2 separate regions of the Mus musculus genome follow, and region 1 is linked to region 2. A link is a loop called in an ENCODE intact Hi-C map of the cell type or tissue named here. Cell type or tissue: left cerebral cortex. All regions are shown on one strand. Each heading gives the region's core, and the rest is flanking DNA. Links, peaks and the distances in the headings are about the cores only.

What was found. Hi-C counts contacts between places; a loop is a spot of excess contacts. Peaks named below come from ENCODE experiments on the same cell type or tissue, not always from the same donor. Only the 100,000 strongest peaks of a DNase experiment are listed, where the experiment ranks them.
Region 1: a loop joins it to region 2, with 2.8 times the contacts of the local background. A loop is called at or near these places in 8 of 42 quality-filtered maps.

What each region holds. Positions count from the first base shown.
Region 1 is chr10:62,728,872-62,744,250 of GRCm38, reverse strand. It overlaps Ccar1 (cell division cycle and apoptosis regulator 1), which reads left to right. Exons shown (of 25, transcript NM_026201.3): 25 at 1-323. Among named protein-coding and RNA genes, the nearest start is that of Stox1, 10 kb to the right of the region's middle. In left cerebral cortex, for the core only: no CTCF peak of the experiment used is centred there; a DNase peak (open chromatin) is centred at 4,096; H3K27ac peaks cover 290 bases.
Region 2 is chr10:62,641,375-62,656,753 of GRCm38, reverse strand. Ddx50 (DExD box helicase 50) reads left to right here and starts at 5,536. Exons shown (of 15, transcript NM_053183.3): 1 at 5,536-5,729; 2 at 9,553-9,840; 3 at 13,382-13,457; 4 at 13,800-13,978. The coding sequence starts at 5,643. In left cerebral cortex, for the core only: no CTCF peak of the experiment used is centred there; a DNase peak (open chromatin) is centred at 5,381; H3K4me3 peaks cover 3,221 bases; H3K27ac peaks cover 1,247 bases.

The DNA.
Region 1 (15,379 bases), core at 810-8,809, 92 kb before region 2:
AAGGTTTTGAGTTGGAGGCCAGGCTGGTCTACATAATGAGACCTGATCTCAGAAACAATGCAATTAATCCAAAAGAGACTGCATCTAAAGCCCTGCACCGAAGACAGTGATTAGCATTGTGCTTAGAGCTTAGAGTCATGGTCCTCACGGCACTGTTGCTGCGCTCGGTACATTGTTTTACTTGCCCTGAATACTTCCATCTTAATTTTGAGAAGTTAAAAAAAGAAGCAGTGGACATCAAATGTACAGTTTAGTGACAAGCCAGTAGATTGTCAGTATGATTGATGCCTTAAGTCATTAATTAAAAATATTTTTTTAATTAATCTGTGTAGTTCCTTCAGAATCTTGGTGGATTCTTTTTATAATGGTAATTTTGCCACTGTTAGGAATTATTATTTTTTAACATTGAACTTTTTTTAAAAAGATTTATTTATTTATTATATGTAAGTACACTGTAGCTGTCTTCAGACACTCCAGAAGAGAACGTCAGACTTCGTTACAGATGGTTGTGAGCCACCTTATGGTTGCTGGGATTTGAACTCAGGACCTTTGGAAGAGCAGTCAGTACTCTTAACTGCTGAGCCATCTCTCCAGCCCCGTGTTTTGTTTTGAGACAGAATCTCCTATAACCCAAGTGTAGTCATTTATACCTATAATCTCATTTCCCAGGAAGTAGAAGCCAGAAGTTAGAAATTCAGGGCAACCCTAGGCAAATAAGTCCCCGTTTCAGAAACACAAGGACATTAAAAGTATATTGAAGGATGGACTTTGAAATGACTCAAGAAGGCTTAGATGCCTGTTGCCAGAGCTGGCAACCTGACATCTACCTATAGAGTGAGACTGTGTCTGGGAGAAAGGCACTGGACATCTGGGAAATGACATGTGGTTAAGAGCCACCCATAACTCCAGTGGACTCTTCTGGCCTCCTTAAGCTTTTGTATACACATAGTGCAAAAGACAATCATGTAAGTAAAACACCCATACAGAAATAAATAGAAATCTCAATAAAAGAGGGAGATACTTGAGAGATGGCTTAGCAGCTAAGAGCATCTGCTGTTCTTGTGCAGACCTGGGTTCAATTCCCAGCACCCCCATCGTGGCCTATTATCATCCATAACTCTAGTTCTAGGGGCTCTGATGTCTTCTCCTGTTGTGGTGAAACACCATGACCAGAGCAACTCAGAAAGAAGGGTTATAGAGGGATCACCATCATGGCTGGGAAATGTGGCTATGGGCAGACATGGCAGCAGGAGCCCCTGAGAGCCACCACCCTGAGCTGCAAGCAGGAAACGGTGCACGCAGAGTGGTGCCAGTCTTTTGAAACCTTAAAGCTCACCCTTCAATGACATGCTTCCTTCAACAAAGCCACACCAGCCAGGAGTGGTGGCTCATGCCTTTAATCCCAGCACTCGGGAAACAGAGGCAGATAGATTTCTGAGTTCAAGGCCAGCCCAGCCTGGCCTACAAAGTGAGTTCCAGGACAGCCAGGGCTATACAGAAAAACCCTGTCTTGGGGAAAACAAAAAACAAACAAACAAAAAAAACACCAAGCCACACCAGCTGGTGTCCAAGTATTCAAATGCCTGAAATGTATGAGGCATCTCATTTCAACTACTGTACAAGTTGTTTCCCTTGTCTTATAGAGAGCCCACAGTTGGATGGGGAGAGGCATGGGGGCAGGCTTCTCAATACAGCCAGAGATAAAATACAGTAGCTCACAACTGTAATGCTACTATCCTGGAGGCTAAGAGAGTCACAAAGTTCAAGAGCAGCCTGGGTTTGAGACTAGAAGTGATACTGAACTTGGATGGATGGTCAGGCTTGACGACAACCCTTACCTCTGGCCCACCTTGCCCAGTCTTTTTTGTTTGTTTGAGACAGGATTTTGGGTAGCCCAGATTGGCCTTGAATTCCTAGTCTTCTGGTCAGTTTTCTATATGCTGACCCCTCATTAGCATGTATGTGTGGCAGTGGGGAAGCACTTTGGCACTTGGGTTCTGATGCAGTCTAGGAGAAGAACAACAGCCAGGCGGTGGTGGCACACGCCTTTGATCCCAGCACTCGGGAGGCAGAGGCAGGCGGATTTCTGAGTTTGAGGCCAGCCTGGTCTACAGAGTGAGTTCCAGGACTCAAAAACAAACAAACAAACAAACAAAAAACCAATTCATTTTGTTTGTTTTGATGCTCTCTGTCTTACATAATGGAGGGGTGGATTAAACTCAGGGATGAGTGCATACTAGGCAAACATCCCTAAAAATACTGTTAAGAACTGTTAATTGGGTGTGGTTGCTCAAGCCCGTGTTCCCAGCACTCAGGAGGCTGAGGCAGGGAGGATCAAGAGTTCCAAGAAGCCTGGACTATAGTGACAGACCTTCCCCAACCCCTGAGGGGAAAAAGTCACAAGGAGGGCATTTAGACATATAGATACACCTCTGTTTTTATTGTTGTTATTGTTTGGTTGGTTTGGTTTGGTTTGGTTTGGTTTTTTTGCACAGCCAGGACTATACAGAGAAACCCTGTCTCAAAAAACCAAAAAGGGGCGGGGGGGGGGCATCGTCTAAGTAAGTGATTTACTGTTCAAGCCCTCTTTTTTTTTTTTTTTTTAAAATTTATTTATTTCGACCAGGATAGACCAGGCTGAGTTCGAACTCAGAAATCTGCCTGCCTCTGCCTCCCGAGTGCTGGGACTAAAGGCGTGCGCCACCACGCCCGGCTTCCTTTTTTTTTTTTTTTTTTAATTTGTTATATGAGTACATTGTCTCTGCTTTCAGACACACCAGAGGAGAGTATCAGATACCATTACAAATGGTTATCAGCCACCATGTGGCTGCTGGGATTTGAACTCAGGACCTCTTAACCACAGAGCCCTCTCTCCAGCCCCATAAGTTCTCCTTATTCTCTTTAAAATACATGGTCTTTTCATTAATTGTTATATACACACATTCCTAAATAAATAAAGGCAACCTGCTAAATCTGTGTATAATGTTACTTATATGCATGTGTTTAGGACTGGCCATTTGAATATGAATATATATCTACATACATACATACACACATATAATTGGCTAATATGACCCTGCAAATGAGAACTTGTCCTGAAATACTATTTCGAGGGAAATACATTATTGGTTTATCTGAAGTCTGGAAACATGAATGGTCATGAACCTTTAACCCCACCACTCAGGAGACAAAGGCAGGTGGATCTCTGAGTAGGAGGACAGCATGGTCTACAGAGTGACTTTTCCAGGACAGTGAGGGCTACACAGAGAATCCCTGTCTTGAACATGATTATGTTCCCACAACCACCCAAAAATCAAAATATCATGAACCATGCAAACATTCATGTTTATTTTTTATTCTATTCATTCTGAGCAATGTTTATAATTATAAATTCACTTTGTATTCCAATATAACTTAAATTAGTCTGTTCAGTTTAAGGTCTTTTGTTTCTTTTGATTTCCACTCATTCTGGAAAAAAATGTTTTCAAGGAATTATAATTGACCATGTCTTAACTCTATTCACATGAAGGTAAGATAGAGCTGAATTTAGCATTTTCTGTGCGTTTTCCTCTTATTTTTCCAGACTGTTTTAAAGATAATCCTTAGATATATTTCTTTGCAGACACCAGGTAAATGGCACTCACATCACCTAATGCCTGTAACTGTAAATGCAGCCCTTTGTTGAGCCTGGCCAGCTTCCCACTCCTGCTATTAGATCTTGTGTCTCTGAACACTAGCTGTTGTTGGCCTTTGTGTTTCATCAGGAAAAGGACAGAATCTACTAACATGAGATTAATATTTAATAGCTATTTGTTTCTTAGATGCATAAAACAACTGTAAGCCAGGCTACATAAACATACACACAATAAAAATAAAACCCAGCACTTGCTGTTTCTAGCTATAACATAAATATTTAATTAAAGGAAAACCTACTTTGAACCATTCTTTCTTTACTGGAGACAAAAAACACTAGCCCAGGCCTCTCCTGTGCCATTTCCCTAAGCCATCTGTTACTTTATCCTGAGGCTTTCTACCAGTTTCAGTTCAGTATTCATTTGCTTGCCTGACATCAACGGTTTCCAGGAGATGAGTTGCTATTTCTGAACAAGAGCCAGCTGACCAGTCATCACTTGAAGAGCTTGAATGTGTGACACAATGAGCTTCCCCCTGTGCTAACACTAGCCCTCAGCACCCGACTTACTTCTGTTCCAAGGCTTGGTCAGCTTTATTCTCAATCGACTGGGACCCCAAGTGTCTTCAGATGATTGCATTCAGTGCAATTTCAACAGCACACCATTTCAGTCTGCATATTAACAAATAGTTGTAGACAGGGTCTCTGTAGCCCAAGTTGACCTCAAGCTTAACCTCTTGCCTCTAATCCTTGAATGCTGAGATTGTATTATAATATAATGAGATTGTATATATTGTGGCCCTGAAGGGCTGGAGAGTTGGCTCAGCAGTTAAGAGCAGGATGCTTTGGTTCCAGAGAGCCAGGTTTCATTCTCAGCACTTACATGGCCACACACTGTAAGACCCTAAGGTGCGACCTCCCCAAAACACAATTTGATGACAGATCACTGCAATGACAAGAGGTTTGTTGTTCTGATACGTGTGTGAGGTTGCTCAGCCTTGCAGGGAGAGTCAACCCCGGATTCAAAAAGCACAGCTCTTTTATACTCTTTTTATGGTGGGTTATTATGATTGGTCAGCCCTCCAGGTCCATCCATTTGCTTAGGAATTTCATAAATTCGTTGTTTTTAATAGCTGAGTAGTACTCCATTGTGTAAATGTACCACATTTTTTGTATCCATTCCTCTGTTGAGGAATCTGGGTTCTTTCCAGCTTCTGGCTATTATAAATAAGGCTGCTATGAACATAGTGGAGCATGTGTCCTTCTTACCAGTTCACATGGAATTCTATTGCTCAACAACAGAAGGGTTAAGCAATCTCCTCCTTCCTCTCCTCCTCACCTGAGGAAGACTGCATGGCTAGGAAGCACCTAAAGAAATGATCAGCATCCTTCATCATCAGGGAAATGCAAGTCAAAACAACCCTGAGATTCTACCTCACACCAATCAGAATGGCTAAGACAAAAACTCAGGTGACAGCAGATGCTGGCGAGGATGTGGAGAAAGAGGAACACTCCTTCATTGTTGGTGGGATTGCAAGCTTGTACAACCATTCTGGAAATCAGTTTGGCGGTTCCTCAGAAAATTGGACATAGTTCTACAAGAGGATCCTGCAATACCTCTCCTGGGCATATATCCAGAAGATGCCCCAACCGGTAAGAAGGACACATGCTCCACTATGTTCATAGCAGCCTTATTTATAATAGCCAGAAGCTGGAAAGAACCCAGATGCCCCTCAACAGAGGAATGGATACAAAAAATGTGGTACATTTACACAATGGAGTACTACTCAGCTATTAAAAACAACGAATTTATGAAATTCCTAGGCAAATGGATGGACCTGGAGGGCATCATCCTGAGTGAGGTAACCCAATCACAAAAGAACTCACACAATATGTACTCACTGATAAGTGGATATTAGCCCAGAAACTTAGAATACCCAAGATATAAGATACAATTTGCAAAACACATGAAACTCAAGAACGAAAGTGTGGACACTAAACCCCCAGTTTTTATTAGACCCTTTTCATCCTATTAAAATAATGTGCATGTGGAATTACTTCCAGTACATTTTCATACACTCTAACATGAAATTAGGCTGCTTACAAATGCCATCTCCCACCTCAAAAGAAAACTATAAGAAGTATTGTTTGGGGCTTCACTGTCCCATGGATGTAGGTCCCTGACTAAGGTTCATATGGAGAGCCCCCAGTTACTGGTGCTCTTGAGTCCCCGAGAGGCTGAAAGCTCCACATGGTAGCTCAGCTGTAGGCATATGTGGGGACTCTGAGAGTAAACCTTATCTATTACTACCTTTTTTTTTTTTTTGAGACAGGGTTTCTCATTGTAGCCCTGGCTGTCCTGGAACTCACTCTGTAGACCAGGCTGGCCTCGAACTCAGAAATCCGCCTGCCTCTGCTTCCCGAGTGCTGGGATTAAAGGCATGCACCACCACTGCCTGGCCAGACCTAACTCTTCTGTAAAGCATTGACTGAAATAGCCCTAATTAGTCCCAGACCAGGGTTTCGGAACCAATTTGATCCAGGCATCCTGCCTCATACTTCTGTCCTTTATTCTTTTATTCAAGGAACCATTTTATTTGGGACAGTACTATGTGGGAATTCTAGGGAATGAGGAGATGACTAAAGGGTCACAGGCTCCTATTCTAAGTTTAAAGAAGTTGGAGTTGGTAGTATGCAGTTGTAACCCCGAAACTCTGGAGGGTGAAGCCACCGTGTATTTAAGGCCAACCTGGGCTTCATAGCGAGACAAGAATTAACTAAGTGAGAAGGGAGCTTAGGAGTGCACATGTGCTTGCCAACCGAGTAGCTTATGGGTCCAGGACAGAGTCTCTTAAGATTCTTCTATCCTGTACCTCAGTGAGAATCAGGAAAGAGAAGGCACTCCCTCCGGGGCATGAGGCTTCCCTGGAAACCACTGGAAACATTCCTTTGAGATCTGGGCTCTTTCTGTAGGGAGTTGCAGGTCAACATAGGGATGTGTGGCCCAACTTTGCACCCTCTGCTGTAGAAGCCTGGAGAAAAAACATGCTCTTTCAAGTTCTTAAGTGCTCTCTCCCTCCCTCCCTTCCTCACTCCTCCCCACAGCCTGTATGTGAAGGGTTAATCTGCTTTTTTTTTTTTTTTTTTTTTTTTCTGTCTCTCACAAAAGAGTTTTGATTACTTCTCAGCTTCCAGGTCCCTGGATAGGCTGCTATCCCAGCTTTTCTTCAGGCTCTGAAACTTGCCCTCTGACCCTAATTTTAGTGGTGATGTGGAGGGGTGGTTTTCACCCGCAGTTAGAGAGTTAGCTTTCATAGCTCCTCAGGCAGGAAGGCCAGCTGTGTCACCCAGGCTTGTTCTGCAGGGAGTCAGAGTCCATCCCAGTGTGCCCCTGCAGGCAGTGGCAGTCTGATGCCCCTCGAATCACCTCCCACTGACAATCTGTCCCAGTCCCTTCAGCCTCTGCTCCCCACCCACCTCTCTGCCCTTTCTTCACCATAGTTGCTTGGCAAAACCTCATGTCTCCCTTTGAGGAAGTGAGAGTTCTTCTCAGGTTTGTTTTGTGATGAAAACTTGCTGTAAAACAACGTAATGAAGAGTGTAAGGGTGGGGGGAGCAGACACACACAAATACACACATACAGACAGACGCACACTCACACTTACACACACAGATCCACACATACATAGACACACACACTCTCATATACACTCACACAGACGCCCCAACACATACAGACAGACACACACAGATCCACACACACAGACACATACTCTCTCACACACACACTCACATACATCCACACACACAGATCCACACACACATTTGCACACTCTACACATACACACTCACACACATTCATATACACACTGACACACATTGACACACACTCACACTTATATACTTATACACAAACATACATACACACACATTTATTTCCAGGCAGTGGGGACACATGCCTTTAACTCCAGCAGAGACAGGCTGATCTCCATTAGTTCTACGGATTTCTTCATGAGGTCTACATAGTTCCAGGACAGCGAGGGCACAGAGAAACCTAGTCTCAACACAACAACAAAAGGTCCACTCACTTGGTAGAGGGCCTGGCGTGGCTCAGGCCTGAGCACTGTATAAATCCAGTCCTGAGGGAATCCCTGTCATCCAGCCCTCGAGAGCTGGAAACAGGGTCAGAAGCTCAGGGTCAGAAGCTCAGATACTGGGAGAGTTTCCTAGCCAACCTGGGCTGCAACCTGAGATCCCGTCTGTAGTGGCTATTCCTGGTTGTCAACTTGACAATATTTGGAATGAACTACAATCCGGAATTGGAAGGCTCACCAGTGACCCTTATCTGGAGGCTTGGAGATCCTTATCTGGATCTTGGTTTGAAGATCTTGAGCCATAGTGGCTATGGATTCCAGAAGATTGAATCTCCGAGTTAAGGAACACACCTTTAATCTGGGCTATGCCTTTCATCTGGGATTAAAGGTGTGGTGGAACACACCTTTAATCTGGGCTACACCTTTTGCTGGAGACAATATAAGGACATTGGAAGAAGGGAGTCTAGCTCTTGCTCCTGCTCCTTCGCCTGCTTGCTGCGTGAGACTGAGTAACTGCTAGATCCTTGGACTTCCATTCACAGCTGCGACTGAACAATTGTTGGGAATTGGGCTGCCGACTGTAAGTCATCAATAAATTCCTTTACTAACTAGAGACTATCTGTAAGTTCTGTGACTCTAGAGAACCCTGACTAATACAGAAGTTGGTACCAGGAGTGGTTCTAGAGTAACAGAAGTACAAGGATGAATCTTTTAAAATACTGGAATTGGCTTGTTGATCCACCAGCACTTTCAAATATTGAAACCTCTCCAGATTCTCTCCCTCCTGGGAGCTCAGAGAATTTTGAAGACCCATGGTTGAAACTATATTCCGAACTTAAAGAAGCTAATGCCCTTGATTTTCTTAATGAATTAGGTGATTCAGTGCACAAAGCTTTCTACAAGATGGGGAAAAAATCGAAAAATGATTTTACTGGCTGGCTGCTCTTAGTATCTGTGGAAAAAATGATGAATGAAAGGAAGGAGTTGTGTGATAAAATCGAAAGGCTCCAGACACAAGTAAACGATCTAAAAGTTGCTAAGTGTGTCCTTGAGGAGAATCTTCTCTCTTGTAGCAATAGAGCTCAAGTTGCAGAAAATCAAACAGAAACTCTCATTGTAAGGTTGGCTGAACTACAGAGAAAATTCAAGTCTCAGCCTCAGAGTGTGTCGACAGTTAAAGTAAGGGCTCTAATTGGCAAAGAATGGGATCCTACAACATGGGACGGGGATGTGTGGGAAGACCATGTTGAAGCTGAGAATTTTGAATCCTCAGATTCTCGAGGGTTTGCCCCACCTGAGGAAGTAGTACCCTCAGCCCCACCTCTTGAAATAATGCCTTCCCCACATGAGGAAATTAATTTTGCAGAGTCTGCTCACGGCCCACCAATAGTTTCTTCTAGACCTGTAACCAGACTCAAAGCAAAACAGGCTCCTAGAGGGGAGGTAGAAAGTATAGTCCATGAGGAAATTCGCTACACTACTAAGGAGCTTAATGAGTTTGCTAATTCATTCAAGCAGAAACCTGGTGAATATGTGTGGGAATGGATTTTAAGGGTGTGGGATAAGGGTGGAAGGAACATAAAACTAGAGCAGGCTGAGTTTATTGACATGGGTCCTCTGAGTAGAGATTCTAGGTTTAATACGGAAGCTCGCATGGTTAAAAAAGGTGTCAAAAGTTTGTTTGAATGGTTGGCTGAGGTGTTTATCAAAAGATGGAATGGCCTTTTGAAGACGCAGTTACAGCGCCAATTAGGTGGTAACAGCTTGGAAGGCTGGGGCAGAGTTCTTCAGAAGGCAGTATATGCTTTGAATCAGCGCTCGATATATGGTACAGTTTCACCCATAGCCAGGATTCATGGGTCCAGGAATCAAGGGGTGGAAAACGGAATAGTTCCACTTACTATCACTCCTAGTGACCCTCTAGGAAAATTTTTGCTTCCTGTCCCCATAACTCTAGGTTCTGCTGGCTTAGAAGTTTTGGCTCCAGAGAGGGGAGTGCTCCTACCAGGAGCTACAACAAACATTTCATTGAACTGGAAGCTCAGACTTCCCCCTGGTCATTTTGGGCTTCTAATGCCCTTAAACCAACAGGCTAAAAAAGGAATAACAGTGTTAGGAGGGGTGATAGATCCAGATTACCATGGGGAAATTGGATTACCTCTTCACAATGGTGGTAAGCAAGATTATGTCTGGAGTGCAGGAGATCCCTTAGGGCGTCTCTTAGTACTACCATGTCCTGTGATTAAAGTCAATGGGAAACTACAACAGCCTAATCCAAGCAGGATGACAAAGGACGCAGACCCATCAGGAATGAAGGTATGGGTCAATCCTCCAGGAAAAGAGCCAAGACCTGCTGAGGTGCTGGCTGAAGGTGAAGGAAATACAGAATGGGTAGTAGAGGAAGGTAGTTATAAATACCAATTAAGGCCACGTAACCAGTTGCAGAAACGAGGATTATAAAGTAATATGAATGCCCATTGTAAATTTACTAATGCGTTTGCGATTGTACGAGGGATAGTTATATCATGTTAGGCGTATTTACAACCTTGTTATTGTTTCATGTGAACATGAGATATTATTTGTGTCAAGTTGACAAGGGGTGGATTGTAGTGGCTATTCCTGGTTGTCAACTTGACAATATTTGGAATGAACTACAATCCGGAATTGGAAGGCTCACCAGTGACCCTTATCTGGAGGCTTGGAGATCCTTATCTGGATCTTGGTTTGAAGATCTTGAGCCATAGTGGCTATGGATTCCAGAAGATTGAATCTCCGAGTTAAGGAACACACCTTTAATCTGGGCTATGCCTTTCATCTGGGATTAAAGGTGTGGTGGAACACACCTTTAATCTGGGCTACACCTTTTGCTGGAGACAATATAAGGACATTGGAAGAAGGGAGTCTAGCTCTTGCTCCTGCTCCTTCGCCTGCTTGCTGCGTGAGACTGAGTAACTGCTAGATCCTTGGACTTCCATTCACAGCTGCGACTGAACAATTGTTGGGAATTGGGCTGCCGACTGTAAGTCATCAATAAATTCCTTTACTAACTAGAGACTATCTGTAAGTTCTGTGACTCTAGAGAACCCTGACTAATACACCGTCTTAAAACCAAAGCACTATGAGGCAGTGTTGGAGGCATGGTGGAGTTCCAGGATAGCCTCAGCCATCCAGGTAGACACTGTCACCCAAACCAAAACACCTAAAATAAATACATATTAGAAAAGAAAATGGCTTCTAAGTCTGCTCTAAGCATCACATGGTGTACTGGCTGGTTTTTTTGTGTCAACTTGACACAGGCTGAAGTTATCACAGAGAAAGGAGCTTCAGTTGGGGGAAGTGCCTCCTTGAGATCCAGCTGTAAGGCATTTTCTCAATTAGTGATCAAGGGGGAAAGGCCCCTTGTGGGTGGGACCATCTCTGGACTGGTAGTCTTGGTTCTATAAGAAAGTAAGCTGAGCAAGCCAGGGGAAGCAAGCCAGTAAGTAACATCCCTCCATGGCCTCTGCATCAGCTCCTGCTTCCTGACCTGCTTGAGTTCCAGTCCTGACTTCCTTGGTGATGAACAGCATGGAAGTGTAAGCTAAATAAACCCTTTCCTCCCCAACTTGCTTCATGGTCATGATGTTTGTGCAGGAATAGAAACCCTGACTAAGACAAATTGGTACCAGGAGTGGGGTATTCCTGTGACAACCTGGCCATGTTTTGGGGAGGACTGTGGAAGGACTTTGGAACTTTGGGCTTGAAGATCCATTCGGTGTTAAGAACTCTGTCAAATGTTGTGGTAGGAGCTTGGAAGATAGTGTTGAGAACAGTGCAGAAGATGGAGGTCTGGCTTGTGAAATTTCAGAGGGAAAATTAAAGACTCTTTTCAGGGCCATTGTTGTTTTGATTGTGAAGATTCTGTAGTTCTGGTTAGCTGGGGCTGAAGAATCAGCTGTGATTAACAAGATGCCAGACTACTAAAGCAAAAACTTTGCATTACTGGGGTTAGCTGGAGCTAAGAAATTAGCAGTGATTAAGAAGAGACCAGTATCATTGAGGTGACATCTTCTGGGAAATGTTTTCTAAAAGCACAGAGGCTGTGTTCCAGAGATAGATAGCCAAGGTTATACCTTGTGTTGTGGCTGGACTTGGTAATGTGTAAGAGTTACCCAGGTGGTACTGGTTTTGAAGGCATGAAGGGGTCATGCAGAGCAGCTGAGGTTCGGCACTGTAAGAGGCCATGGAAGGCCATAGGTGAAGGTGCAGCCTCAGTTGCAATTGATGGCCCAGGACTGAAGGGGTCATGCAGTGTTTCGGAGATGCCAGGACCATGAGATGTCCACCAAGAACAGCAGCAGCAGTGGACTACAGGCAGCTGGAGCATAGAAGACAACGTGTGTGCTACAAAGGGCATGGCTGGAGAAGTGACCCAAGCCCTTAGAGGAGCCCAGAAGACTGTGAGTTGGATCCCAGACATTGGACAGTTGGAGTTTAATTTTTGCTTTTGATTATGACTGTGCCCTGATATTTTTCCCTCTTGAAGGAAGAAAATATTTTAGTGGATCCCACAGTTAAGAGACTTTTAATTATAAAAAGACTTCGGATTTTTAAAAGATATTGGATATTTTTAAAGGATTGGACTTTTAATATGTAAAGACTGTGGGATGTTTAAAGTTATTTAGACCTTGGGGATGAATAAGAACTAAGGGTTGAGGCTTACTAGTGATGTGTTTGTGTGTCAAGTTGACAAGGGGTCAATTGTACTGGCTAATTTTGGGTGTCAACTTGACACAGCTGGCGTTATCACAGAGAAAGGAGCTTCAGTTGAGGAAATGCCTCCACAAGATCCAGCTGTAAGGCATTTTCTCAATTAGTGATCAAGGGGGAAAGGCCCCTTGTGGGTGGGACCATCTCTGGGCTGGTAGTCTTGGTTCTATAAGAAAGTAAGCTGAGCAAGCCAGGGGAAGCAAGCAAGTAAGTAACATCCCTCCATGGCCTCTGCATCAGCTCCTGCTTCCTGACCTGCTTGAGTTCCAGTCCTGACTTCCTTGGTGATGAACAGCAATGTGGAAATGTAAGCTGAATAAACCCTTTCCTCCACAACTTGCTTCTTGGTCATGATGTTTGTGCAGGAATAGAAACCCTGACTAAGACACATGGTCATGCCTACATTCTCAGCAGGTGGGCCTCCAGAAGAGCTCTGTTCCTAACACACTGAGTGGCTCTCCATACAACTGTAAGCACCTGCACTACACACACACACACACACACACACACACACACACACACTCATGAAAATAAAACCTTTACAAACTTTTAAAGTTATCCGTACAGATGTCATGCTCGAGTGAGTGGAGGGGCTGTCCCTTGAGGCTTGCCTTGGCCACTGACTATCGGGTAGCCAGGCAATGGAGTCCCCAACCCAAAGCACTCTTCTGGGTGGTGACAAGCAGACCACAAGAAGGCTAGCAAAACAGTAACGACCCCTACACAAAGTAACGACTAGGTCTGACTCAGGCTGAGTGAGTTGCCAGGCAAGGAGCCAGAGGCGGGGATGCATTGGGAGCTGCTGATTACAGTAACTGTGTCATACCCCCCAGCACACACGTGTTATAAAAGCGTTAACAATGTGCTTGAGAGCACATGAAACCTTCCCGATGTGTCAGGGATTTTTAGGAGCTGATAGAAGAGTGGAAAGGGGCCTGGAGAAATGGCCCGGGGGCTAGTGCTTGCTGTTCTTGCAGAGAACCCAGGCTGTTTCCAGCATCCACATGAGGCAGTTCTCCACGGTTGTAATTCCAGTGTCAGGGGATCCAGGGTCCTCTTTGGGGCTCCCTGGGCATCAGCGTGCACCACTGCACATACATGAATGGATGCAGGCACACGTAATACACATTAAAAACATAACCAAAAGTGGAGAGGTTTTCTAAGCAGAAGAACCTGTGTAGGGCTGGCGAGATGGCTCAGTGGTTAAGAGCATTGACTGCTCTTCGGAAGGTCCTGAGTTCAAATCCCAGCATCCACCGGTAATGAGGTCTGACACCCTCTTCTGGTGTGTCTGAAGACAGCAACAGTGTACTTATGTATAATAATAAATAAATCTTTGGTCCTGAACAAGCAGAGCCGGCTGGAGCAAGCAGAGGTCCTAAATACAATTTCCAACAACCACAGGAAAACTCACAACCATCTGTACAGCTACAGCGGACCCATATACATAAAATACATAAATCTTTAAAAAACAAAAAGCAAAACCTGTGTAAGCCGATGGGAGTATTTGTCCTCGGAACTGGGGATGCTGAGTGGCCAGAGCCCAGTGTCCTTGATGCCTTTTAGGAGGGGAAGGATGATGGGGTCACAATGTGAAGAACACCGAGTGTCCTCCTTCCAATGAGGCAGATGTGAGTATTCAAAACCAAGTCCATTCACGATAATGATTGCACAGCACGTACAGTTTTCTGGGTCAAACACCATCTAGCCCCAAGCTTTACCTGTCATACTTTAGAAATGGAATCTTGTTCAGGGCAGGGATGGGGTCACTCTCTGTTGTGCAAGACTCTTTGGGTAGGGGTTGGGGGTTACACAGTGCCTAGGAAGTGGGGAGGGAGAAAGAACCTGGTACTTTTCCTGCGACCTGATGCCATGTGGTACTGATGCTGGGGGCTCCTCCCCCATCTCTGTTAAACTCAAGCTCTAAGGCAGCAATGGTTTACAGTAGTCTGCAGTGACCCTTGTTGAATCGCCTCAGCCTCGGGGACCGGCTTGGGGAGGTGCAGTCGACTAGACTCAGGCAAGTGGCTGCTATGTAAGGCACGCATGCGCATGTATCACTCCTCAATTCAATTCAAGCCATTAGCCTCCCGTTCTCTCCTCTCTGGGATGAGATAGCTTCACCTTCTTCACTGGTCTGAACTCCCAAAGCTCTTGACACCGGTCCCCAGAATGACAGATGTTATTTTGTTTTCGTTTGAGAAAAGAGACCGGGTCTCACAGGGCTGAGTCTGCTGTGGCTGTGGCGCACACCTTTAATCCCAGCTCCCGGGAGACAGAGGCAGCAGATCTCGAGTTCGAGGCCAACCTGGTCTACAGAGTGAGTTTCAGGACAGCCAGGGCTACACAGAGAAACCCTGTCCCGAAAAAACAAAACCAAACAAAAACAAAAACAAACAAACAAACAAAAGCCACGGGGTCCCATGTAGTCCAGGTTGGCAGGCAAATGAGACACAGAGAGGCTCCCTTCCCTAGAATACTGCTGTTTGTGGAAGGAACCTGGAGAAGTTCCAGCCTTGAGTCTTAGTTTCCCCATAAAATGTATTTTCCATCTTCCAGGTTCTTCATTGTCGGCTAACCAGTTGAATAATTTTTCTTTGTTGTTGTTTGTTTTGTTTTGTTTTGCTTTTGTTGCTTTTTGAAACAATTTTTCATGCCTTCAAACTAACTTACCATGTAACCAAGGATGAACCTTGACTTTTGACCCCCTGACCTTCTTGTTTCTACCTCCTACTAGTTAGGATTCCAGGCCTGCTCACCTATACTGGTTTACACAGTAATGGAGCTTGCCCACAGGGTTTGTGGACAGGAGGCAGGCACACTACCATTTGAGCTGGATCTCCCCCCCACTTATCTCTTTTATATTTGCTTTTATTATTTTAATTATGTGTACGAATGCGTCTCT
Region 2 (15,379 bases), core at 4,870-12,869:
CTCTTTTTTTTTTTTTTTTCCTTTTGGTTTTTCGAGACAGGGTTTCTCTGTATAGCCCTGGCTCTCCTGGAACTCACTCTGTAGACCAGGCTGGCCTCGAACTCAGAAATCTGCCTGCCTCTGCCTCCCGAGTGCTGGGATTAAAGGCTTGCGCCACCACTGCCCTCAACTCTCCATTTTTCTTGGTGTCGGTGACAAATGTCTCGCTGTAAAAATAAATGGCATCTTTAATGCCATTGAGACACACTAAATAGATCTGTAAGCAAGTAATACATATGTTAAAACAATTTACTTTTCCCATTGCCAATTTATTTGTGATGGTAGGTGAGAGAAACTTGAAAAATATCATGTGATTACCACCCAAACTCACACCTACTAAGCTATCATCGCATATTTCACCAAGAAAATTCATTTTGAAAAGTTCTTAAATGCATCAGATCTGTCACCAAGACTGAATTTCACAAAGACCAATGGAGTCACCCCGATTTTTTTTTTTTAAGTGTTGATGTTGGCTTCATTGACATCATTTGCTTTTGGGAGGTAAGATGGCTAATTTGAGGCCAGATGTGGAAAGGGTTTCATGATTTTTTTTGACATTAAGTGGTTTATAGTGTCAAAAATAAGGAGCCAGTGAAATGGCTCAGTGGCTAAAGGCACTTATTGACAAGCCTGGCGACCCGTGTTCGATCCCTGGGATCTACACAAGAAAGAACCAACTCCCTAATACTGACCACACAAACACAGCACTAAACACAGTATCAAATGCCTCATTTGTTTCTGACTGTCTTTTTACTTTTATAGTAACATATCTTTTATAATAATCAGTGGGTTAAGTAAGGCCTCTCTAAGCCTGATGACTTGAGCTCAATCCCCGGGACTCATGGTAGACTAAGGAAAGAATTTACTGAGTGTTGTCCTCTGATCTCTACACATAATGAATGCTAACCGCAATAAAGATAATTTTTTTAAAAAGAAAAATGTTTTATTTTCCTTCCGTATTTATTAGTGTTTTTGTTATTTATTATCTTTATTGTGATTGTATTCAGACCCACTGGATGTTTTTAAGACTCTGAATGGGTCACTGGGTTTCTTCATGTACACACTGGCAGGTGCACAGAGACTTCCAGCACACATACGCATTTGTAAAAGTTTTTTTTTTGTAGATTTGAAATGTCTGTTTTGCCCACACTTAATTGTGTGCCATGTGCCTGCCTGGCATCCTCAGAGGTCAGGAGAGGCCATAAAACCTGGGACTGGATGGCGCTAAAGACCATTGTGAGTTCACATGCGAGTGCTGGGAATTGAACTGTGGTCCTCCTCGAGAACAGGTACCCTTAACAGCCAAGCCATCTCTCCAGCACCACCCCTTGTATTCATTTTCAATCAAGTTTATTGGTAATAATTGACATCACACCAGCTCGGTAATAAGAGTCCTATGTAGGTGTGCTGTTAAACTACATATGTTCTTAGACTACAAACCTATTGCTGCATATACTTTAGGCAAACGAGATATTGAAAATGTCAGCTCTGGTTTGGAAAACAATGGGAAGAGCCTGTTGCTGTGTTTTTGAGAACTCGTCTGAAGCTACAGGAAACAGGAAAGTGAGTGTTGCCTTCCGGGGTTGAGGAAGGTATAAAGCAAGAATGGGGGCACCAGGGACTGTCCTTTGGCCTCTCTTGAAGCCTTACCATATTCTTAGCTGTTTTCCCTGCATAGTGCTGGGTGATGATGCATGCCCCCTTCTGGGGTAGCTCATGTTGACCCTCATTTCCACAGCCCAATTCAAAACACAAGCAAAAAGCAGCGCTGGGGGAAAAAACCTCAATGATTAAAAACTTGTACTGTACTTGCTGAGGACCACAGTGTGATTTCCCTGGGAGGAGGAGGGTGTGGAGGGGGAGATCTGATGGCCTCTTCTTGCTGCCACAGTGCCCCCCTGACCCACATATACACATGAGTAAAAACATTTCATTTTTTAAAACACACACAACTATTTACTGAGACATGGTGGAGCCAGGCATGGTGGCACACAAATTTAATCCCAACAGAGAAGGCAGAGGCAGGCAGGTAGGGTTTAAGGCAAGTGTCAGCTACATAGTGGCCAACCATGTCTGGAAAAGCCAAGAACCCCAGCAGCACTCTTGAGATCAGTGTGAGTGCCACTGGACCTCACTGCTCTAGTGATGTTGTATTCGCTAATCCAGTTTCCTGCTTATTGCTCCTGCTTGGCTAACAACAGTTCTGAAAGGTAAAGTGGCTATGGTCACATGGTCTCTTGTTCTGTTTGCTTCGGCACCCTCAACCCACAATCTCTTTCCCTAGTCTCCATCAATTTATAACTGCCCCTATTTTTCCTATATCATCTGAAATCCTTCATGTTCTTTTGTTGTAAAAGTTTCACATTTGCCTTTCAAAGTGCATCTTGACGGCTCTTTGCCTTCTACTTTCTAATTACAGGCTGAGAAAATGAACGATTTTGGAAATAACCAGAGAGGCAAGTTTAGAAATAGTACCTTGTTTTTAATATCTTTTTTTCTTTTTTTTGGGGGGGGGGTGTTTGAGACAGGGTTTCTCTGTGTAGCCCTGGCTGTCCTGGAACTCACTCTTGTAGACCAGGCTGGCCTCGAACTCAGAAATCTGCCTGCCTCTGCCTCCCAAGTGCTGGGGTTAAAGGCGTGCGCCACCACTGCCTGGCTGGCAAGGGGGATTTTAAACATAGAACCTTTGTTTAAGAGAATACCAGGAAAAAGAATACACCACCTAACTTTTCAGGGTATTATCAGGAACTCTTTTAAGATATTTGGAAAATAGGGTTGGTAAGATAGCTACACTGGTAAAGGCTTCTACCACTGAGCCTGAACATGACTTTGATCCTCAGGAAACACATTGTGGAAAGAGAACTTCTACTAACAAAATACTGTCAAACAAACATAAAACTAGACGTTGTGGCTCTTGCCTTAACTTCTCTCCTAGCACCAGGGTGGCAGACACACAGCTCTGTGAGTTGGAAGCCAGTTGGCTTCTACATAGCAAGTTCCAGGTCAGCTAGGGCTAAGATGGTAAAACTCTAAACTAAGTAAATATTTGGGAAAGAAAGATGTTCTGATTGTTGTATTTGAAACTAGGCACCATGGTCTGTGCTTGTAGTTACAGGTACTAGGGAGGCTGGAGCAGGGTGTTCACTTGATCCCATGAATTGGTGATTATATTGGCGATTATATTGGCGATTATATTTTGAATCAATGTCCATGATGGTGGCCAACTGGACCTGATCTAGAATCATCTGAGAAGAAAGCCTCTGGCAGTCTGTGAGGGAGCACCTTTATCTGGTTAATTCAAGTGGGAAGACCAACCCCAACCGCCAGACTAAATAAAAGAGGGTAGGTGAGCACCATTGTTCATTTTTCTTTTTCTAGCAGATGAAATATGACCAGCTGCCTTGTACGCCTATTGCCACATCTTGCCTACCCCGATGGACTCTAGCCTCCAGCTATAAGCCAAAATGACCCAAAATAAAACGCTTAAGTCTCTTCTCAGGTATTTTGTCCCAGCAGTGAGAAAAATAAATGATATGTTGTTTTAATTCCCCTTGGTTCCAAATCTCACGATCAGACATAAATCTTTTGAGTTTTAAATTAAAATTATAGTTCCTGTTCCCATGTTTCCTGATCAATTAAGCTAATATCGACCAAGTCCTTCACTCCTTGGGCAAGTTACTCATGTGTAGATCTCCAATCTCCTTCCCCACTTGATAAGAGAATTAGTTCAGGCCATTAGGACTTAGAAAGGCCACATTTGTTGGCGCCGAAGGTGTCACAATTTGGGAAGCAGTCACTTGAATGACTAATAGAATCTAGTCCTTTTCAGGTTTGCTGTGAGGTTTGGTATGAGAAAAAAAATGCCAAAAATAGGATCCTAAGAAGGTAAAAATGCACTTCATTTGAGTGATTTTCAGCCACAAGACAGCATCTGCTCCCTTTATACCCATGTGTGTGGCATTCTTCACCTTATTAACTGTTCCTATGCATAGCATATTCCGTTGTAGGGGCATAGTGTATTGCTGTAGAACTGGGTGTAGCTAAGAGGAAAAAGAATTTAGAAAAGCTATTGAGATTTAGATTTGTAAAGATTTAGATGTAGAGACCCATAACTATTCATCCAACTTGTGGGAAAAGCCTTTTTCACCATCATTCCTTGAACACACCTGGTGTTATAAAACTGAATCCATAAGACTACATTCAGACAAAGTCATTGATGTTAAGCCAGTCCTTATTTTCATAGAATTCTGGAAGCTATCACAAATTTAAAATATTGTGGTCCCGGTTATTTAAGTCTAATCATAGAACTCAGGACGTGTAGCTGTAATTTTTTTAAGGCCTGTGTTTGAGGCTCAGATTACAAGACTGCTACACTAGACATTATGTAGTTTGCAAGAATGCCCTGTACCTACATCTAGGTTTGGTGTCATCTTCCCTCAGGAATGTAATAGCTGATTGACTGAATAAAGAGAACATGATAAACAAGGTTTGAGGACTGGGATTGTTGTTCAATTGGTAGTAGGCTTGCCTGGTCTGTGAGGTACAGGGGATCGAGCCCAATCTTTGTGAATATACATAAAGACCAAGAAGTCAATTCGCTGACACTGATATCTTTCATATAAATTTGTACCTCAGAGGCAGTTAATCCTGAACCTTAAGATTAAATGTACGTATTACAAGCAGGTCATCTGTCAGACACATTGGACTTGCTTTTCTTATCCTTTAGATTTTTCCCTATTCTGTTTCATAGGAGCGAGCATTCGCCTTGCAACTCTGGGAAATTACAGCTGTGAGAGCGCTGTGCCCATCGCGGATTCCGATCACTTTTCAAGTCTTACAAGCGCTACTGAGTTTGGACAAATAAATTCGCTTCTCGGGTGGGTTTGGTTTCTTCTGGGATACGTGAGAACTAAAAGTGAAGCCATAACTTAACGCCTGCATAAGGAGCTAATATCCTTGAGGCGGCCCCTCGGCTTCAGACCCCTGCAGATTCTGCTGACCCCGGGAAGCCTCGACGTCAATGCCCAGGTACCGTTACAGGCTAACGCTCCACCCACTGCGGGGGGCGGGGCGGGGCGGGGGCGGGGCGGAGGGCTGCAGTTTCCGGCGGCGAATGGCTGTACGGCGCGTGGCGCTCCCGCCGGCCTCAGCTCGTGCTTGCCCACGAGCCGCTGCGTCGCGCGTCAGCCCCTCGCTCCCCGCCGCCTGCGAGGGGGCTGCGCGAGCGTTGCAGGGCATGCTGGGAAGGGAGGCGTTCCGAGCGGGGGGAGGGGAACACTTGGAATTCTGCGTGCCGCGCCAGGGGAGGCGAGCGTCCTTCCTGGAGATTGGCCCGTGCTCTGGAGAAGCCTGTCACTTCAGACCGTGGGCGGGCCCATCGGGGCCACTCAGGTTTTCATTGGCCGAGGGAGGCTGCGACTCTCTGGGAGAGTTTCCTCCTGTAGAGTTCCGGCTTGCTTTGCTCCCGCCGCGAGGTGCGTGGCCCGGAAGTGACGCACGGTCCTGGCCGGCGGGGCCGCCCAGCCCCCGCTTCCTTTCACGCTCTCGGTGGCCGTAGGTGGTCGCGGCCACCGCAGCCGGGCGGGAGGTTGCGACGGCCAGTAATGCCCGGGAAACTCCTCTGGGGAGACATAATGGAGCTCGAGGCACCCTTGGAAGAGTCCGAGAGCCAGAGGAAGGAGCGGCAAAAGGTGTGCTGCGGCTGGGCCGCGCCTCCCTCGGGCTGCGCTGGCCTGGGCGGGGAGGGGAGCTGTCTAGGAAGGGGAAAGACCTGTCAGGACCGGGGGCGAGTTTCCGAGGGACAGCTTCCCCTTCGCCGAGCTCAGCCCTCCGAGGTCCCAGGGACCATTCCCCATCGCCGCACTCCCGGACCTGGAGGAGAACGGCCCGGCTTCCGTGGTACTTCAGCCCCACGTCGGCCTCTGCGCCCGGATCTCTCCCGAGAGATGGGCAGACTTGAGCTCCCATCGCCGTGGAATCTGCTCGTGTTCCCTTTCTTAGGCGGCGAGTCCCTTCATTTGGTTTTCCGGGGCCTTCGAAGAGTTGAGACAGAGATGATGATGGCTTTGCCTATGTGTTGCCTCCCGGTCGCGGTGTCGTGTCTGCAGCAGTCTCGGGAAAAGCTATCCTAGGGGGTTACAATCCTCCATGATTGGGTAATAGAGGCTTAAGGAACAGTGTCAAAGCCAGGCTTGCCAGGGGTTGGCTGTGATGGAGTTCGTGGGGGTTGTATTACGAATAGCCCTTACTGTCAGTATTTTCAATCCACTGTGGTTTTTATTGAGGCTAATCGTGCCAGACTCTTAGCTGAGGACCGAGGAGATAAAACTAATTAAGTATGCAGAATAGTCCCTGCCCACCAGGAGCCTGTAGAGGTTCTATCCCCACCTCCGTCCAAGACATTAAGAAAGAAAGAAAGAAAGAAAGAAAGAAAGAAAGAAAGAAAGAACCCGAAAAATAGAGGATCTTATGGTGTTAAGAAAAAATGCAGAGGTAAAATTTTTACTGGAGACATTTGACCTGGAGAAAGAAAGCTGAATGAGGATGAAAATGACTGTGGGAAAGATGACACTTGATAAAATATTTACTCTGTAGAGTGCTAGAGATGAGGAAACACCCCCTAGGACCTACCACGAAGGTAAATTTTAAATTCTAGCCACCCTTTTATGTCACCTTCCCAGTGGGCATTGAAGTGAGGCCACCACTATGCCCGACAAATGCCCAGCGTTGAGCTCTATTCCCAACTCTCGTTTTTCTGTTTTTGTAGAACGTACTAAATTTGGAATTTACATTTGAGAGTTCCATTTTTCAGTGCTGGGGTTTAAATTCGACCATGGCTCAAGGTTTATTTTTTTTATACCATTTTAAGCGTGTGACTTGATGTCATTATAATAGAATTGTGCTGTCACGACCACCGTGATCTCTAGAACCTTTTCATCTTCCCAAGCCAAAGCTCTTTGCCCCTTTGAATTTTACTACTGTAGGCTTCTAGGGTAGACTATAAATGTAACCTCAAGCCGTTATTTTAGTTTTATATTTAATTTAGTTTGTCTTGAATAACCTTGCATACCTAAATCCTGCTTCTGACATGGTCTAGGTAATGTTTCTTTCTAACCATACTTGTATAGTATGAGATAAAAACATTACCTCATTTGCCTTCGAAGGCTTGTTCTACTGTTATCTTGTGATTGGCAGTTTTATGTGCTCCTTGTAAAGTTAGCTTATATATATATATATATATATATATATATATATATATATATATATATATATATATATATAAAATCTTGAAATAGTTTCCAAAGATTCTTGAGGAAAGTTATTATATCTTTGTGCATCCTTACATTTCACTATGTTTTTATATATTGGTAGCTTTCATATTGTAAATTCTCCAGAAATAATATACTTATTGATTGCCCTTCATGAAAAAGAAGTAGACATTTGGAAATGGAATGGAATACCAAATAGCAGAAATAGAATATTAGGCTAAGTCTGGCATTCAATGAAAATAATTCTAGTTTGGATATATTGAGATAGGGAATTTGTGTTCTTAGAAAAGGAATGAAAGTAGCCAAGAGAGTCTGGAAGTGTGTGTTGACACAGACTTGAGCTTCCACGGAAGGGTAAGGAGAAGGAAACACTAAAGAAGGTTGAGAGCTAAGAGATAAGGAGATGAACAGAGCTCAGCAAACAGGAGGCTGTTGGGCTTGAGCTCCAGAGGGAGTAATGTTAGTACTTAGCACTCTAGGATGTTACAGGGTTTGGACATAGACGTGTTACACTGACATGCTTGCTCTATCTTCTCCCTAAAGTGCAGGGCCCTGAAGCAATCCAAACTGCATGCCTGACTGTGAGCTTGTTTTTCTATAGGACTTACTACTTTAGAGAGCTGTGGGCTGGCGCAGTTAAGATCAAATGATGTAGAACATTTTAAAAGGCATTTTTACATATTACTCAGCTTTTTCAACTATTTATGAATGAAAATTTATGCTAAAGCACTTCAAAAATTATATTAGCATTGTGAAAGTTTGGTGCTTGTAGTTTTTAGTGAAATGAAGTACTGCTATACAATTTACTAGATTCCACTGAGGTAAATGAGTTATTTATTTCACTAAGTGATTCTAAAGGACCAAGTTTTCAAATAATTTCTTGTGGTCAATAAATAAATAAAAAAAAGAACTTGCCTTCAGTTTGGTATTTTAAAAACTAAAAAAAAAAAAATATCTTTTTAGTGTGTATGGGTTTTATGCCTGTGTGTATGTCTGTGTACTATGTGTAGACCTGTCCTGAGGCCACAGAAAGCTGTCCTATCCCCTGGAGCTACCATGTGGGTGCTGGGTTTGAACCTGAGTATTTTGGAAGAGGAGCCAGTGCTCTTAACCACTGGGCCATCTTTACAGTCTTAGTTTTGCATTTTAAAATTGAAGTTACAAAAGAGTGCCTTGGTGTTTGACTTTTTATTGTTCTGTTAAACCAGTCTTAGTTTTCAGTGTTATAGTCCTTCATGGAAGTGTAACAGTTGGTTTATATAAATGACATTTGATTTTCTTTATCAGTTGTTCTCAAGGAGAGCTGCATCTACTAACTAGTACATGCCTGTAACCCATGCACTTGGAGGTGGAGGCAGGCAGGTCAGGTGTTCCAGGTCACTCTGTGCTACACGAGCCCGTCTCGAAACAGAACAAATAATTGAAGGAGGACACGTGCTGTGAGAAGAACATAGACTTTGAGGTCAGACAGGGCTGCATTCCATCCCTTCCACTTCCACCTGCAGAAGAGCCTTTAGGACCAGTTCTCTTTCTGCATCTTAAAGTGGCAAAGATTACAGGTTCACCATCCCTTATCCAAAATCATTGGAGCTAGATGGTTTTAAAATTCTCATAAGCTGGAAATGGTTAGAAGGGTTGGGGACCTGCAGCTTTATTGTTAAATATGGATGGTAATACTAAATGGGATAAATACAGACAGTAAGTTGCTTGACATTCGTTGTAGTTAAATTTTGCCATCAAGTGAATTCAGATCAGATAAGGTTCTGTCTCCATATAAGTTACAAAAACACTTTCGGTTTTCAGAGCTTTATGGATTTCGGAATTTCGGATAAGGGATTATGGACCTGTACTTCCCTGATAGGGTTGTTATGAAGATTAAAACAAGATAAGACGAAAACATTACACAATAATGGGTAGGTACTCAATACATTTTTTTTCCCTTTTGGAGATGTTAGAAGTTTTTATTTGTATTTTAATTTATAATTTCGAGGCTTTGTTCTTTTCCTGAGGAAGAACTATTTAACTGTCCTAAAACTCTTAGGATGGGATTAGAGATGTTCTATAGACTGAATCTTAAAACAGAAGCAGGTAAGATGCAGACTTCATCATTACTAACCAGCCTGGATTTCTTGCAGGTAGAGTGTTGAGTATAATTGTAGGTTGAGCTTAGCTGGTTGGGGAGTTATATTTGAGCGTCTTTGGGATCTTAGAAGGAGAGCTTGTCACTGTTTCTTTTTGTCTACAGAGTGATAGAAGGAAGTCAAGGCACCATTCTGAATCAGAGGAGAGAACAGAAACAAGAGAAAATGGTGTTACAGATGACCTGGATGCTCCCAAGCCCAAAAAAGCTAAAATGAGAGAAAAGCTAAATGGAGACACCAAAGAAGGACTTAGATTTTCAGATGAATTCTCCCCATCTCATAAGTCAAGAAGAAAAGACCTGCCAAATGGAGATGTGGATGAGTATGAGAAAAGGTCAAAGCGAGTGTCATCCTCAGAAAACTCTCACAAGTCAAGCGATAAAGCAGAGGAGGTACACAGCAGACTATTGCATGTGTTCTCTTTGAAATGTAGGCCCGCTTGACCTGTGAGGTTCATTAGGATTGATTCTGTGCTGTTCTCTGCTTCGTGGCAAGTGTTGCTATTTGAACCATAGAACCAGTATGGCTGAAACCCCAGCCTTTGGCTCTTGTTTCTCTCATTGTGCTGTCCTTAAAGTAAACATTTATTTTGTGTAGAGGTCAGAATATAGCTTGTGGGAGTCATTTTTCCTTCTGCTGTGTAGGTCCCAGGAATCAAACTCATGTTAAGTTTGGCAGCAGCTATCTTTCACTGAACCAACTTGCTGCTACCCCACCTCTTTATCTTTCTTGGGGTAGAATTTCACTGGATATTAAATTTTGGGAAGTATAGTAGACTCTACTTCAAGACCTACTTTTGATTATTCATTTGTTTGAGATGGGGGTCTCATAGTAGCCCAGACTTGTCTCAGGCTTGCCAGGTAGCTGAGGGTCTTTACCCTCCTAATGCTGACTTCCAAGTGCTGAGATTGCAGGTTCCTATCACCATGGTGAGTTTTTATTTTTTATTTTTGTTTTTGTTTTATTTCTGGAGATAGTGCCACCATGCCCAGTTGTGCTGGGTTTATATCTGCTGTATCTTTTAGAATAGTTACTTTCTTAAGTATATGAGTATTTTGTTTGCATGCATTGTGTACATTTTTGATGCCTACTGAGGCCAGTAGGAGGGTGTAAGAACTCCTGGAACTGGAGTTACAAATGGTTCTTATAGGCTCAAAGAAAGGATTCACCTGCCTCTGCCTCCTGGTGCCAAACCTGGCTAGCTCCTTATTTGTTTTTTTCTTTTTTGATATTTATTTATTTATTTATTTATTTATATGCTGGGAATTCAACTTATGCTTCCTGAGTGCTAGTATTAAAGACATGTACTATTGTTATTGTGCCTGGATTCTTTCCTTGATAAAAACATATACTCTTCAAATCTGATAATAGCTAGTAATTTAAGCCCTCATTAGGGATCAGACCTGGGATAGTCAGTGAGATCCATGGATGATTGTAGGCAGAGACTCTATGTATTGATACTTGTAAATTTATTTGCCAAGATGCACAAATGTTAGTTGAGTTTAGTAAGGGCCTACAAATCTGTTTGCTAGTAGAATGTATAGGTTTTTTGAAATTTGCTGAAGGCAGTGTAATATAATAACTGTTGGCTGTTGTTATTATTAGTGTGTGTGTGTGTGTGTGTGAGAGAGAGAGAGAGAGAGAGAGAGAAAGATTGAGAGAGAGAGAGAGAGAGAGAGATTGAGAGAGAACAAACTCGAGCGTGAGAGCATGCCACATGGGTGTGGGTGTCCAGGGAAGCCAGAAGAGGGTCTTGGATCCTTTGGAGCAATACCTGTAGTTACAGGTATTGGTGAGTACCTAACATGGGAACTTCAAATTAAACTCAGGTCCTCTGCCAGAGCAGAATTTGTTCTTAAATGCTGAGCTGTATTTCAAGCCTTAGTTATTTCGTTCTGATATATTAGATTTCAGGATTTTTTTGTTGTTGTTAAAGATTTATTTATTTATTTATTTATTACATGTAAGTACACTGGAGCTGACTTCAGACACTCCAGAAGAGGGAGTCAGATCTCATTACGGGTGGTTGTGAGCCACCATGTGGTTGCTGGGATTTGAACTCGAGACCTTCGGAAGAGCAGTCGGGTGCTCTTACCCGCTGCGCCATCTCACTAGCCCAGATTTCAGGAATTTTGCTTTTAGTAATTTATGCTAAGACTATGATTATGCTGTATACAAAGCTATATAAATTAAGTATAATATTGATCATTGCAAAAAGTCTAAATAGCCTAAAGTCTAATAATGAGAAGTTAGATAAATATGCTGTCTATGCAGTAGAACACAGCTATTCTGAGAGTGTATAAGAATGTTAGAAAGTGTATTTCACTAAACGAAATTATGAAACAATTTATGTAATATTTTTCCAATTTTTAAAAAGACGTTTTTAAAAATTTAAACATTTTAATTTTTAGGGACAGGGTTTCTCAGTGGCACAGTCCTGGCACTCATTTTTCAAACTGGATTAGCCTCAAACTCACAGAGATCCACCTGCCTCTGCCTCCCAAGTGCTGAGATTAAAGGTGTGCGCCGCTATGGTTGTCAGAAGACTTACTTTTAAAGATTTTCATGTGTGTGTGTCTTGCCTACCTGTATGTATGTATGTATGAATGTATGCCTTGTGCCTGAGGAGTCCAGAAGAGGGTCTTGGTTTATTACTTAGAGCATACTTTATTAGTTTCTATTGTCACAATCATGTAGATGGTATTTTTTTGTTGTAGTTATTTTCAGATTGAAACTTGAGGACAATTTTATTTTAGGAGCTTACGTATTTAAATTTAGCTTAGTCCATTACCCCTGTACAAATGGAGAATAGCTAAAGGTTCCAGAAATTCACATTATAGCCAGGTGTGGCAACATATGCCTTGAAACTCAGCACTAGAGAGGCAGAGGCAGATGGATCTCTGAGTTTGAAGCCAGCCTGGCCCTCTAGTGAGTTCCACACCAGCCAGGACTATGTAGAGAAATCCTGTCTCAAAGAACAACAACAAGACAGAATTAAAATTATACATACCATGTGTCTATGTATGTATATGTGTATGTGTGTGTGTATATGTAAACATATACACACACATATATATAGGCCAGTAATAGTATGTTATGTATCAATGTAGAAATAGCTTTTCCTGGTTCTGCAAAATCATCTGAATAAGATTGTAGAGACATCTAGCATATTCTGTCAAAAAATCAAAAAAGAAAAAAAAAAATAGCTTGCCAGGAGTGGTGATGTAATCCCAGCAACTAGGAGGCAGAAGAAGGTGAATCCTGAGTTTGAGGTCTGCCTGGTGTACAGAGTGAGTTCCAGGACAGCCAAGACTACACAGTGAAATCTTGTGGGGTTTGGGCGAGTTTGGGAGAGTAGAAAAATGGCTTTGTAGTTAGAGTACATGCTGCTTCTAGAGGACCCAGGTTTAGTTTTCAGCACACACACTGATACTCAAATTCTGTAAGTCTAGGGGACCTGATGCTCTTTCTGGCCACAAAGACACTAAAGGATGAATTTCTATTTTGAAGATATTTTATGGGACTGGGCATGGTAGTGTATGTCTTTAATTTTAACACTTGGAAGGCAGAGACAAGTGATCTCTAGAGTTTGAGGCCACCCTGGCAAATTCCAGAACAGCTAGGGCTACATAGCGATTGTGTGTGTGTGTGTGTGTGTGTGTGTGTGTGTGTGTGTGTGTGTGTATACATGAAAAAAATAAGTAAGTTTGCTACTTATATTTGCTACTACTATATTTAGTCATGTACAGATGTGATCACAGTACTCCAGAGGTGGAGGCAATCAGAATTAAGGACCATCCTTTGCTGCATAGCATATTTGAGAGTAGCCCAAGCTATGTGAGACACTATCTGAGAAGCCTCCTCTTTGCCCCTCAAAATGATTAAAAGGTAATGGAAACTCTATTATTTAGAATTTTGGTTTCATTTTGACAGACTCTAACACGTGAACAAAAGGAAGGAGCCTTCTCTAATTTCTCCATTTCTGAGGAGACCATAAAGCTTCTGAAAGGTACTGAGTTTCGTGTCTTGAAAATCTGCTGCTGACTTTATACAACTTTGATGCCTTTTCTGACAAAAAGGAGAATATAAAGATAAATATCACCCTCTTTTTAATTGCAGTTATTTCTACATCATTCTTTTCTTTATTCTGACTTGTTTTAACTAAAAGAGTTACATGTGTTTGTCAAATTAGACAATTTCACTCTAATTCTTGCTTGGGGTAGGAATAACTGTAAATGTTACTAAGTAGTGTGGCCATAGGCAGTCATGGAGGAATAAGGATTGTCATTTTCAAATGAATTTATTTTTTCCTAATGCTAGTCACAAATTTTAATGAAATCTCATTTTACAGGTCGAGGGGTAACATATCTCTTTCCTATTCAAGTTAAAACCTTTGGTCCTGTATATGAAGGAAAAGATTTAATTGCTCAAGCCCGGACAGGAACAGGAAAGACATTCTCTTTTGCCATACCCTTGATTGAAAGGCTCCAAAGAAATCAAGAAACAATTAAAAAAAGCCGCTCACCAAAGGTAACGGTTATTAAGGGAGTAAAAGCTCTTAACATTAATGGAAAGGGATAGGAACAATAGTAGTCTTTGGGTTTGGTTTTTTTTGTTTGTTTGTTTTTGTTTTTTGTTTTTTTTCTTGGTGCTGGGATCAAACCCAGGGCCTTGTGCATGCTAAGCTCATGCTCTCCCACTGAGCTGGACCCTGGACCCTGAAAGAATAACACTAGACTCAAAGTCAGGTATATCCCGCCCCTTATGGAGTCAGTGCCCCTTTTTCATAAAGTTAAATTTTGATTCCTAAAGTAAGAGATTGTTTTTCAGATAGGGAAATTTTAATCAATCAAAGTCAAAGATTAGATAATGAGCACAAATTTAATATCTCTGGATGTTTAGATGTTTTCCATAACTTTGTATTATAAAGTCAGTTTACCTTATAGGTATATTTAGTATACTTAGTGACTTTTCTCTTCATCCTTGACCTTTCCTTTTAAATAATGAATTTTCTAATAAGGTATTCCCCTTGCAATTCAGTAAATATTTAGTATTATTTCACGGGTTGACTTTTTATGAAGATTATTATATCAGTGATATACTGTTATTTGGTACTAGAAATATGTCTTAACTTACAAATAGTAAAAATCAACTATTAGTTGAGGGAATTAGTAAAATTCTAGTCTAAAATTTGACATTTTTAGAACCTGTGTGCACTTTTAAGGTTTGTAACAGTGAAGAAGAAAAGTCATCATATTGATTGGAACAGGTATGTTTGTGCTTTTAAATATTCCTAATGTTACACTATAAAAGCAGATTTACATGTATATGAGTAGAATGATGACATAATGACTTAGGATCAACTATCTCTTATGTTGGCTGTATTGGTTTACAGGATAAATCATTTTTCTTTGTTGAAATTTCCAGGTAATGCAGTAGTAATCTTTACACAGTTGCAAGTAATGCAGATAGGAAATAGTTGCCCCTGCCTTAGTCTGTCGGAAGCTGCTTCTGAGATAATAGCCATTGATCAGTTCCAGCTATTGGTTCTTGGGCAAGGCTTACAACCTCACTGTGACTCAAGTTCCCTGTCTGTGATGAAATTGGGATACTAGTGTAACCTCATCTGTGTTTCATGACAAAATTCACTAATTCACTGATCAAATTACTACTTCATATAGAGCAAAAGCACTCAGTGTATGAACCATCTTTACCTTGACAAATATGTTTTGAGTATTTGTTCTGTACCAGCTACTTCTTAAAGTCCAAAGAATACAGTGACTCGCCTCTCAGAAACTTATGTATTCATTGACTCTACATTTGAGTAGAGGAGCTAGACAGCAGATAATGTACATTGTTTGTCTCTCTGTCTGTAGATACATAACTATTTTAGGGGAGTAATATAAATATGAAGGGGAGGAATAGAGAGAG